2 separate regions of the Homo sapiens genome follow, and region 1 is linked to region 2. A link is a contact called in ENCODE Hi-C or POLR2A ChIA-PET data. All regions are on one chromosome and are shown on one strand. Each heading gives the region's core, a stretch centred on a gene start or an enhancer-like site at or near the end of the contact. The rest is flanking DNA. Distances are from core to core; before and after follow the strand shown. Region 1 holds the start of DYNC2LI1 (dynein cytoplasmic 2 light intermediate chain 1). Region 2 overlaps PLEKHH2 (pleckstrin homology, MyTH4 and FERM domain containing H2).

Region 1 (5,527 bases), core at 2,402-4,901, 36 kb after region 2:
GCGTTAGCCACCGTGCCCGGCCTGCCAACATAATTTTCTAATAAACAGAGTGGGGGTGGGAGGGGAAGGGCCGCTCTTTCTGAACGTGCTGCTAGGTTATACTGTGGTTTTATGAAAATCAAACAACTCTTCTTTAGCAGTGGCAGTGGCAAAAGAAGGCTAATTCCCTCTCTCACTATGTGGCTCTAATGAATTCCCAGGAGCTCCTAGGAACTGAATATTGGGTGATACCAGAGGAAATGGCTTAGATGTTATTAACTTCTTGAGTTTCTGGAAAATGCTATCAAACCCAATAAGAGTTGCCTTTTATGAGAGAAAAGTTTACAGAAAGTGTAACCTTAGGAAAGCTTGTGGAGAGTTCTTGGGTTTTGGATCATGTACAGATTATAAGATGTTCCACTCAGGGATAGGGTATCATCAACACTGCTTTCATGTACTGACTATTCTATCGAAACATCTTCACATGAGGTTATCACTGACCACTTAACTGCCAAGTCCAGCAGACCCCAAATGGTCCAACTGTCTGCTGGACGATATCTCAAACTCACCATGTCCTCTAAACCTGCTTCTCCTGCTCTGTGCCCCTTAAAATTGGTTAAGAGGATCACCAGTTCATCCATCAAGAAGGAAACATTGACTTTTCTCCCTTTTACCAACGTCTTACTTTCTACTGTCTAGTAATTGTATTAGATAGAACTCTTTTTGCTGTAAATTCCAAAATTCAACTTGAACTAGCTTAGACAAAAATGAGAAATTGTATTACAAGGATATTAGGATGTCTCATATAATCAAAGAGCAAGCTGAACAACCAAGCCATAAGAAAGGTGAGGACACAGGCAAGCCTTAGGGACAATTAGAACCATGAGACATATGCCAGCACTTTCCCTTCATATTGATGTGTGTCTGATGTGTGCTCACTAACTACAAAATAATTCATTTAGCATAAAATATGCTAATTTCCTCTAGAGGTAGAGTGACTTACTTTTCCCAATTCTAGTTTGAAAAATTTCAGGGAAGGACTGTGATTAACCCAGCTCATGTTAGGTGTTCACTCTGAACCACCCCAAATGTACTCAACATTAGGAGAATGCTTAAGTACATTACGAAAAATCTATGCAGTGAAATATTCTGCAACCATCAAAGTTATGTTTATGATGCAGTTTTAAAATTTGATATGGTGCATTTTTAAAATTTGATATGGGGAAATACATGTTAAAATCAGGACATTAATTAACTTTACAATTAATCTCAACTTTGTAAGAAAAAAGATTAGAATGAAACATATCAAATGTATTTCCAAAATACCTAATAGTTACTACTTCTGGCTTATGCTTATTTTACCCTCTTAATTTTCTGTGCATACGTTTTTTCCCCTACAATTAGCTTATATAACTTTGAAAACAAGGGAAAAAATTTTAAAACTCTGCCTGTCACTTTCCTAGCTATTGTTAATAGCCTCCGCATGGTCTTCTAGATGCCAAACCACCCTTCACACAACTGCAAAAAATTATCTCACTGAAATTCATGTCTAATCATGGCACACTCCTATTTTTAAACCCTATTTGGTTTCTCATAACCAACACAGTAAAGTCTAGACTACAGCATCCTTCACAGTAGCCCCATCTACCTGCCCAGTTTGCTCTTCCACTGTAGCTCCACCAGGCACTTTATATGATCGCAACCCAAACTATTCAGTTTCCCAAATACATCCTGCACACGCCTTTACCCTTCTGCACTGTTGCTCATTCCATCCAGAAAGCAGCATAAAATTGTCTCCTTCTCCTTCCATTCTTACCTTAAGAACAATCTTCATCTACCCAGGAAAGTCACTTTCTTTGCCCAAGTATGAAGGCCTCAAGAGGAATGAGGGAAGAAAGGGGAACTCACCTGCTCAGTCAGATCAACTGAATCAACCCTGAATCAATGCTGCTGATCAGGGCCCAGCCGGATCACCTTCACTTTCCTGGTTACCAAGCTCCCTCCTTCAAACACCTCTCCCCGTTATTCAAACAAGTGTACTTTTGAAGTACTCGTACTGAGTATTGTGCCCAGTACATAGCAAGCACTTGGCAAAAATGTTAGCTGTCGTTATTGCTATCAATATCAACAGGCCTTCCTAACTAGCATGCAAAAGTATTCTGAAGTTCTAGAACCCAAATCATTACAATTCATTACAATCTGTCCCATATCAGTTTGTGAGCTTAAAGTCTGGCTTAGCACCAGGCTATAGCTGTTGATTCAATGACAGATGTATAAGCCTCCTTTGAAAAATCATCCTTTCTTCGGTGAGCTCTACTCCCATTAATTCCCTTCCTATGTGCAGCTTAGTGTTCTTTACGTCTCCAAAATATACCTAGGTGTTGGGAGGATTTTGTTCCCAATGACTTTATTTGAAATAAACACCCTTTTATCAACCATCAGCCTTGTTTCCAGGAATGTGTTCCTTGTGTTTCTTTGTTCGAAGTTGCTGACCAGCAGCTTATCACACAATAATAACAAGCATTAAGCAGTTATAATGTGTCAGACACCCACGTAAGTTATGTTTTACCTACATTTATCTCATTTAAGATTCACAATCTTTCCCGCTTTACAGGATCAGAAATTCAGTGATTTACCCGATGTGGCAATGTGACAACTTAGCCAGCGTGGCCAAGTCAGAACTTGAACCTAGGTCCATCTCACGCCAAAGCCCATGTACTTGAACATCGCACCATAGAAATCAAGCCGAATAGTAGAGGACTGGAGGGAGGGTATCTCCTTCAAATATTCAGGGCATCTTAGGCTAGAAAGCCTGAGTCTACTCAGCATTCAATACAGACCAAATACTATCAGTGCCATGGTTTCACCATCTCCTTCAGGCATAATTGGTCACTTGCCCTCATGCAATTTTTGTACCTCTATACAATAGTTTAGATCACTCACTTCCTTAGGTGCTTATAATTAGCTGAGTGTGTGTCTTTCTTAAGGGCAGCGATCTTTTCTTACTCATCTCTTTATTCCTTATTCTGTGTAGCATAGGGCCTTGCATATTCAATGATTGTTATTTATTTCAATGCTCGTTATTTATTTGGACACTCCTGCAGATCTATAAAGAGACCACAAAGTTCCAAAAGAAAATAATCTACATTCACAAAGTAAATGAAGTATGTAGGAGATGCACTTGCTTCATTAATTTATTAATAAATACACAATGTGCTATTGAATAAAACTTGAAACAACTAAACATCTAGAAAGTTGGAAAATATTAAAATTACGTGCCTTATTTTAAATTTTAAAGTCCGAATATTCCTTGCTTCTAGTAAATTAGCAGAAAACAGCTCAAGAGATTGTTACACCCTCTATTCCTAAATCATGGCGATTGGGAAGAAAAAAGTGAAAGATGAGAGAGAGAGAGAGCAGAGACCCTTGGCATATAGTTGACACCCAGTAAAAAAATTTTAAAATAAAAGAAAATTGCTTTTAGATCCCAGGTTTGTAACCCCTTATCATCTCGTTCTAGGAGGTAACAAGGAGTTACTAACTTGGGATCTAAAAGCAATCCTAAGGCTTGAGGCCGAGAATGAGATGTAAAAGGACTCCTGAAAACTACATTTCCCATGATGCCCGTCTCCCCACGCAACCGCGGCCGCGACGTCGCTCCCATGGCAACCCAGAAGGCCTCACTCCCAGACTCCTTGCGGAGCTCGCCGCCTGATTCTAGGCTGGTCACTACTCCGAGCCTGTGACGTTTGCGGCAGCCAGGCCGTCGACGATGCCCAGGTATTCCCTGAACCCGGCTTGCGTGGGAAAGGCTACTGAGAGTATTCCTGGAGAGAGGAAGCCCAGGCGGGACCAGCTGTTGGAAGATTGTGGGGGTGGCTACTTGCCACCAGGATATGCAGGGTCGGGGACCTAGGAATCAGCCTTGAGCATAAAGATTCTGCCGCAAACAGGAAAGAAAAGAAAGTTCCCTAGGTAGAAAAGTGAGAGATTTGGAAAGATCAGCAACTCCACCCATTCAATGATTGAATAAAAGTTTCTTGCAGGCCAGAGACTACTTCCGGAGCAGGACATTCGGCGATGAGCTAGACCACAAAGCCTCCTCTCCCCAGGGGCCTCCCCTCCTGGTGCGGGGGTTCGCAGTAATAAGCGAGGGGAAACTTGGAAGGCACTGTGGAAAGTATAACATCACTTTTAAGGGGGGAAACGGGAGAGGGTTTGTAAACTATATTCTAGCTGTTCAATTCTATGATATTCATTTTAATTACCTGTTCACAAGATATTCCTAAACCTTTTCTCAACAATTTATGCTTAAGCACGTCGGGGAGAGGGGTCAGGGAGTGCATCACAGAGCAGGATAAATCTTTTTCTCTCCTTGGGATAGTGTGGAGAATTGTCAGCTTTCCATCAAGGGATAATTGGTTAGTTATAAAGCTATGGTTATACTTCCCGATTTCCGCAGGTGTCGTGGCTGACTGCAGCACCTCCGTCTTTCCTCTCTGCTAGGTATTTGGAAAGCAGATCCTCATATTTTGAAAGAATGTTGTGTAAATGAAGAGCAAACAGCCCGAAACTGAGTTCTGAAGGCTCACCTGTGAAATAAATGCATGAATTTTAGTGCAAACATTTAAGGACTCCTGTTTTGACCCTTTTTCTTATTCCTGGTTCTTGAATAGTATAATTACAAGCCCTCAATAATTTTTGTAATTGTATAGGCCATGCCCTAAACTACATATATATTTTAACAATTATGACAATCCTATAAAGCTGATACTCTTTTTTATTGGCTTTTTAGAGATAGAGAAACAATTGAGCCTGGGGAATAGCACAGAGGATTGCATATATTAGGTGCTCAATAAATATTTGTTTAATTAATAAAGGAATGAAGGATTTAAAGAGGTTAGGTAGTTTTCCCAAGTTCACATACATAGGAAGTAGCAGAATCAGGCTAGGACCTATCAGGTCTTGCCCATGGTTAGTTTTTAGTTTAATATTCCATTTTCACTTAGGCTTTAATTAATATATATATGATTTTATCGTGTAAAGTTATATATCTGTGTAAAGAAATCAATGAAAGGATTGTTTTCAAAATGTTTGTGGTTTTAGGGTTTTTTTTTCTTTCTTTCTTTATGGTTTTTTTTTGGCGGGGGGAGACAAGGTCTTGCTGTGTCACCCAGGCTGGAGTGCAGTGATGTCAACATGCTTACTGCAGCCTCGACCTCCAGGGCTCAGGCAATCCTCCTGCCTCAGCCTCCCTAGTAGCTGGGACCACGAGTGCATGTCACCACACCCAGCTAATTTCTTTTCTTTTTCTTTTTTTATTTTCTTTTTTTTTTTTTTAGACAGAGTCTCGCTCTGTTGCCCAGGCTGGAGTGCAGTGGCACGATCTTGGCTCAATACAACATCCACCTCCTGAGTTCAGGTGATTCTCATGCCTCAGCCTCCTGAGTAGCTGGAGTTACAGACACCCGCCACCACACCTGGCCAATTTTTTTTTTTTTTTTTTTTTTTTTTTTTTAGTAGAGATGGGGTTTTACCATGTTGGCCA
Region 2 (5,857 bases), core at 1,507-4,006:
CACAAGAACCGATATATGGAATCAACCTAAGTGTTCATCAGTAGATGAATGGATAATGATGGGCCGGGCCAGTGGCTCAGGCCTGTAATCCCAGCACTTTGGGAGGCCAAGGCAGCCAGGTCACTTGAGGCCAGGAGTTTGAGACCAGCCTGGCTAACATGGGGAGGCTGGTCTCTACTAAAAATACAAAATTTATTTTGTCTCTACTAAAAATACAAAAATTAACTGGGCGTAGTGGTGCATTCCTGTAATCCCAGCTACTAGGGAGGCTGAGGCACAAGAATCGCTTGAACCTGGGAGGTGGAGGTTGTAGTGAGCCGAGAGTGTGCCACTGCACTCCAGCCTGGGTGACAGAGCAAGACTCTGTCTCAAAAAAAAGAAAAAAATGTAGTATATATACACAATGGAATATTATTCAGCCATTACGAAAAACAAAGCCCTGTCATTTGCAACAACATAGATGGAACTGGAGAACATTATATTAAGTAAAATAAGCCAAGCACAGAAAGACAAATATCTTATGTTTTCACTCATAGGTGGGAGCTAAAAAAGTGGATCTCATAGAGGTAGATGGTAAAATAGAATGGTGGTTACCAGAGGCTGGGTAGTAGGGGGTGGAGGGATGAAAGGAGGTTGGTTAATGGGTACAAAAATACATTTATTTAAGAAGAATAAGTTCTAGTGTTCAACAGCACAGTAGGGCAACTATAGCTGACAAGGACTTAGAGTATATTTCAAAATACTTAGAAGAGAAGATTTGGAATGTTCCCAACACAAAGAAATTACAAATGTTAGAGGTAGTGGGTATCCCAATTCCCTTGATTTGATTATTACATGTTGCAGGCATGTATCAAAAAATTCATATGCTCCAATAATATATGCAGCTATTATGTGTCAATAACATTTTTTAATGTTAGAAAATATTAAATTATGACTGAAAGGGATTTATTCTAGGAAATCAAGGATGGCTAAGTATTGGGATATCTATTAATATTACTTATTATTAGGGAGATAATCATATCTGTAGATGCCGAAAAGGCATTTGACAAATTTAACATTTATAGAATAGCAATACATAGATACTTCAACATGATAAAATATTCTTGTTTTAGCTAAAAGCAAGCATCATGCTTTATGGAGAAATTTTAGAAACATTTCCACTAAAGTGAGAAAAAGACAAAGATATGCCCCATTATTTTTTAAATTTTTCAATTAAAGTATAAATTACATAAAGTTTGTTATTATTATTATTATTTAACATTCTGTTAGGGAACTAACCGATGTTATTAGGCAATAAATGAAAATATTTACAGATGGTATATTTGTATACCCAGAAAACCCAAAAGAACAAACTAAAAAACTACTACAAACAAAAAGAGAATTTGATAAGATAGTGAGAGGTACAAAATAAGCAAAAAACAAACGCTTTTATGTGTGCAAGCAACAACCAGTTAGAAGATAAAAAGGAAGAACTACTTTGGGCCATGATGGAGCCACAGGGACTGGATTTGCCCTGCCAGTGGTTTTCAGATGTTGAATGTAGGCAGTGTAGGACAGATTCTTCGGAAAAAACTAATGACATACGCCCTGTGATTGCTGCAGCTTACTGTCTGGAGAGATTCAAGACTGCTGTGCAGAGAGGGAGCACCCAAATAGAGCCTGGCAGTCTTCCTGAGTCACGGAGACAGAGTTCAGAATTTGAGAAGGCCAAGGTAGTTAGACTTCACAGGGCTGATCGGGCGCGGTGGCTCACCCTGTAACCCCAGCACTTTGGGAGGCTGAGGTGGGTGTATCACCTGAGATCAGGAGTTCGAGACCAGCCTGGCCAACAGGGGGAAACCCTGTCTCTACTAAAAATAAAAAAATTAGCGAGTTGTGGTGGTTGGTGCCTGTAATCTCACTACTTGGGAGGCTGACGCAGGAGAATCACTTGAACCCAGGAGGCAGAAGTTGCGCTGAGCTCTGTTCTCCAGCCTGGGCAACAGAGCAAGACTCCGTCTAAAAAATAAATAAATCAATCAATCACAGGGCTGAGAGGAGAGAGCTAAAGAGAGGGAGGGAGGGAGAGCTCCAGAGATTCGTGTTTTCATCTGAGAACTGATAAGCATGTGTGTATGTGCGGAAAGTACCTGAGGCTGAGGACAGAAAGACACAGGCAAAAAAATTCCAGCTCACACAGAGCTGGAAACAGTTTTCCCATCTTCTAGAATGGAAAAATCTTTGATACATTGGACATCAAATAGAGTGCACAGAAGGTGATTGCCTCTGGAATGGGGCCCAGATAGTCCTAAATGTAAGGCTGTTTTGGTCCACCCTAAGAAACTTAAAACAGACCTTGGAAGAACCGAACCATTTCCAAGTAATTTAACTGTCATCTCAGAGCAAAGCTAAAAAATGTTTAAAGCATACCAAAAAGTCCAGTGCCCAAGAGTATAACATTCACAACGTCTGCATCCAGTCAAAGATCACCAGGCATACAGAGAATCGGGTCAAGTATGACAATACAATGGGTAAGAAAAAGTAATCATAGAAACATATCTAGAAATGATGCAGGTGATGGTAGATAAGGACATTTCTGTGTATCTGTTGTCTACTGTTACATTTAAAATTTCCCCAACACTTAGTGACTTACAACATTTGCTATTTCACACAGTTTTGAAGGGTCAGGAATCTAGAAGCAGTTTAGCTGGGTGGTTCTGACTCATAGTCTCCTGGCGGTACCATCAAGCTGTCAGCGGGGGTAGCAGGCATCTGAAGATTGGAATGGGGCTGGAGGATTCCAAACTCTCTCACGTGGCTGTTGGCAAAGAAGCCTCAGTACCTCACTACATGGGCCTCTCCAAATGACTGCTCAAGACATGGCAGCTACCTTCCCCAGAGGAAATGATCTAACGGGGAAAGAGAGAGAGTGACCAAGATGGAAGTGCATTGTTTTTTATAAGCTAATCTTAGAAATGGCGTGCCACATGCTACCAGTCACACAGACCAACCCTGGTAGAATACAGGAGGGAATTAACTATGGATCTGAATGTCAGGATGTGGAGATCACGGAGGACCACTTTGGAGATTGGCCACCACACTTCACATGTTCAGGAAGGTAAAGGAAAGCATGAGCATTTTAAGAAGAGTAAGAGAAGATATTAAAAAGACCCAAATTGAATTTTTAGAGATGAAAAATGCAGTGACTAAAATGAAAAATATGCTGGATGAGATTCACATGTATTCTGAAGCTCTGTTATTAAGTATGTAGATGTTTAGGATTGTTATGTCTTCTAGATGAACTGACCCCTTTATCATTATAAAATGACCCTCTTTATCTCTGGCAGAATTCCTTGCTCTGAAATCTGCTTTGTCTGCTATTATTGTGGCGATTCCAGATTTCTTTTGATTAGTGTTATCATAATATATCCTTTTCCATCATTTTAAACAAAAACTACTGCTGAAAAGATATTCGATATAATTCATGCAGAATAAATCTAATCACTCCTCACCTTGAATATATCTTTTTTTGTTTAATTCAGACCTGCCAGCTTTTTATAAATGCTGCAGTTGACTCTCCTGCAATTGATTACCACATATCTTTAGCCCAGAGTGCTTTGCAAATCTGCCTGACACATCCTGAGCTGCAGAATGAAATTTGCTGTCAGCTTATTAAACAGACAAGACGAAGACAGCCACAGAATCAACCAGGACCATTGCAGGTAGATATTAATATTGATACATATACATGCAATTTAAAGTGTTTTTTTTTCTGATTGTAAGAATGATACACATTCAGCATAGACATTTGGAGAATACAAAAAGTGCAGAAGGAAAAATAGGTATTAATATTTTGATGTCTACCTTTTTGGTTTATTTATATGTTTATATATAAATGTGTGTATGTTGGTGTGTGTACACTCACAGTTTTTTATATTGCTGGAGTTACAGTGTGCATACTACTTTTTTAAACTATAGAAAATAATCGTTTCCCCTATATCCTTAGACATTCTTCAAAACATTAATGGTCATGTTAACATTAAGTACGATACATTTCTATATTTTTTCCTATAATAAATACCTCTGCAGTAGACATCTTTGAACCTAAATGAGATGGAGTTTCGCTCTTGTTGCCCAGGCTGGAGTGCAATGGCACAATGTCGGCTCACTGGAACCTCCGCCTCCCGGGTTCAAGCAATTCTCCTGCCTCAGCCTCCCAAGTAGCTGAGATTACAGGCATGTGCCAACACTCCCGGCTAATTTTGCATTTTTAGCAGAGATGGGGTTTCACCATGTTGGTCAGGCTGGCCTCGAACTCCTGATCTCAGGTGATCCGCCCGCTCTGGCCTCCCAAAGTACTGGGATTACAGGTGTGAGCCACCGCGCCCACCAGGAACCTAAATCTTGTGGACAGGTCCAGCGAATTCCTTTGAATTCATTTTTAGAATTTTCCTATATCTTCAACAACATTCAGTATATTTTAAATTCTTACCAGGCAAAAAAAAATATTTCACTATTGACTCAGGATGCGTTTCTTTATTAGTGCAGTTGAATATATTTTTCAGGTGTTTGGTAGTCATCTGTGTTTACTCTTCAATGAACACCTGTTTTTATCTTTGTGTATTGACTGCCTGTTAGCCACAGGATAAATCAGAAATTTCTTACCTTAGCATATAGGACTGTCGGGGTTGGATCTAGGTTTTGTGAGACCGAAGCTTATACAGTTTGGGAAATGCTCTTTAAGACAAAGACTTGAAAATGGATTACTTTTGCACATTTTAGAAATCATATGACCATGTAAACACAGTTAATAAGCCTTTCCCAGGACCTGTGCCCAAGAGGGAATCTGAAGCTTAAGCTTCATCTGCATCAAGAACACTTTGTCATCTGGCTCCACTGGCCCGCTCTTTCTCCACTTCCTGCCTCCAGCAGACAGTGAATGAATAAATTCGCCCCATCCTTCAAACACACTCCACCTTTGCAATATTCTCCACCATGCACCTGATGGTATTCCTGTTACCTGGATCCCTCCTCTTCCTTCCCTTCCGTAGACTTTATAGTCCAGCCTAAGCAACATATTCCCTGTGATGCCTTCCTTGACTCCACAAGAAGTTAGTCATTCCTTCCATTGGTTATGCTTTAAAAAGTTAATACGTGGTATTACCATGTTGTATTATAATTTACTGTTTAAATATATAACTGTCTCCTACTAGACTGTAGGTTCCTTAAGGGCAGGGACAATGCCTATTTCTCCCTCTTTTTTAATATAACGTTTTAAAAATGGCTGAAAATTATACATAGGAAACAAGGGCAAATAAGATCTCTATCCAACTTTTTTAATATAACGTTTTAAAAATGACTGAAAAATTATATATAACAAACAAGGGCAAATGAGATCTCTATCCTACTTTTACATTTATTTACTCTAATGAGTTTGTCTAATGCTTAACATTTTTTAACAAATGCAGTGTTTTATAGGATAAAGAAATTAAAAAAATTTTTTTGTTGTTTGAAGACTTTTTGTACCTTGTTTAGTGGTTGAGCATTAACCACCATGTTCTTCAGAAGAGAATTCTGCTGTAACATGTTTTATACTTCCTTGAAAAAATATAGAAAGGAGAATACAGAACAGAGCGAAGGAAAAATAAAAATCACATATATTGCTGCTACCTAAAGATAACCTCTGTTAATATTTTTATACTTGTCCCTTATTTAGGTATGTAGATACATACGTGTGTGTAGGTAGATTGGTTTTGATTTAGGGCATGTGTTTTCTACTGTTCTGCAATCTGCGTTTCTCAAAACTATTACTTGTATTTCAAGGAATGAGTAAATACGTAAGTGAAAAAAAAGAAACAATGTTCCTAATCTTTGAGTG

Evidence for each region. A loop is a pair of places that touch in the nucleus more often than their neighbours do. ChIA-PET counts read pairs that join two places held with the same protein, here RNA polymerase II (POLR2A). Pooled maps may share reads with other maps.
Region 1: a loop to region 2 is called in a map of ascending aorta, with 2.3 times the contacts of the local background. The contact joins the promoter of DYNC2LI1 here to the enhancer-like site in region 2. A Hi-C loop is called at or near these places in 1 of 168 maps with a recorded cell type or tissue (ascending aorta) and 2 of 50 pooled maps. POLR2A ChIA-PET finds 5 or more read pairs at or near these places in 5 of 52 experiments (HepG2, MCF 10A, OCI-LY7 and 2 more).

Annotation. Positions count from the first base shown.
Region 1 is chr2:43,770,388-43,775,914 of GRCh38, forward strand. It overlaps DYNC2LI1 (dynein cytoplasmic 2 light intermediate chain 1), which reads left to right and starts at 3,652. Exons shown (of 13, transcript NM_016008.4): 1 at 3,652-3,759. The coding sequence starts at 3,752. LOC105374571 (a long non-coding RNA gene) reads left to right here and starts at 3,766. Exons shown (of 2, transcript XR_940033.2): 1 at 3,766-4,159; 2 at 4,486-4,605. It also overlaps the pseudogene RN7SKP66. RefSeq lists an enhancer at 3,538-3,587.
Region 2 is chr2:43,734,820-43,740,676 of GRCh38, forward strand. PLEKHH2 (pleckstrin homology, MyTH4 and FERM domain containing H2) reads left to right here. Exons shown (of 30, transcript NM_172069.4): 20 at 3,522-3,701. Among named protein-coding and RNA genes, the nearest start is that of DYNC2LI1, 36 kb to the right of the region's middle. Within about 2 kb of position 2,757, at least 3 of the 41 ENCODE cell types and tissues checked have a DNase peak (open chromatin) inside an H3K27ac peak, as active enhancers do; they include ascending aorta, where a contact is called at or near this core.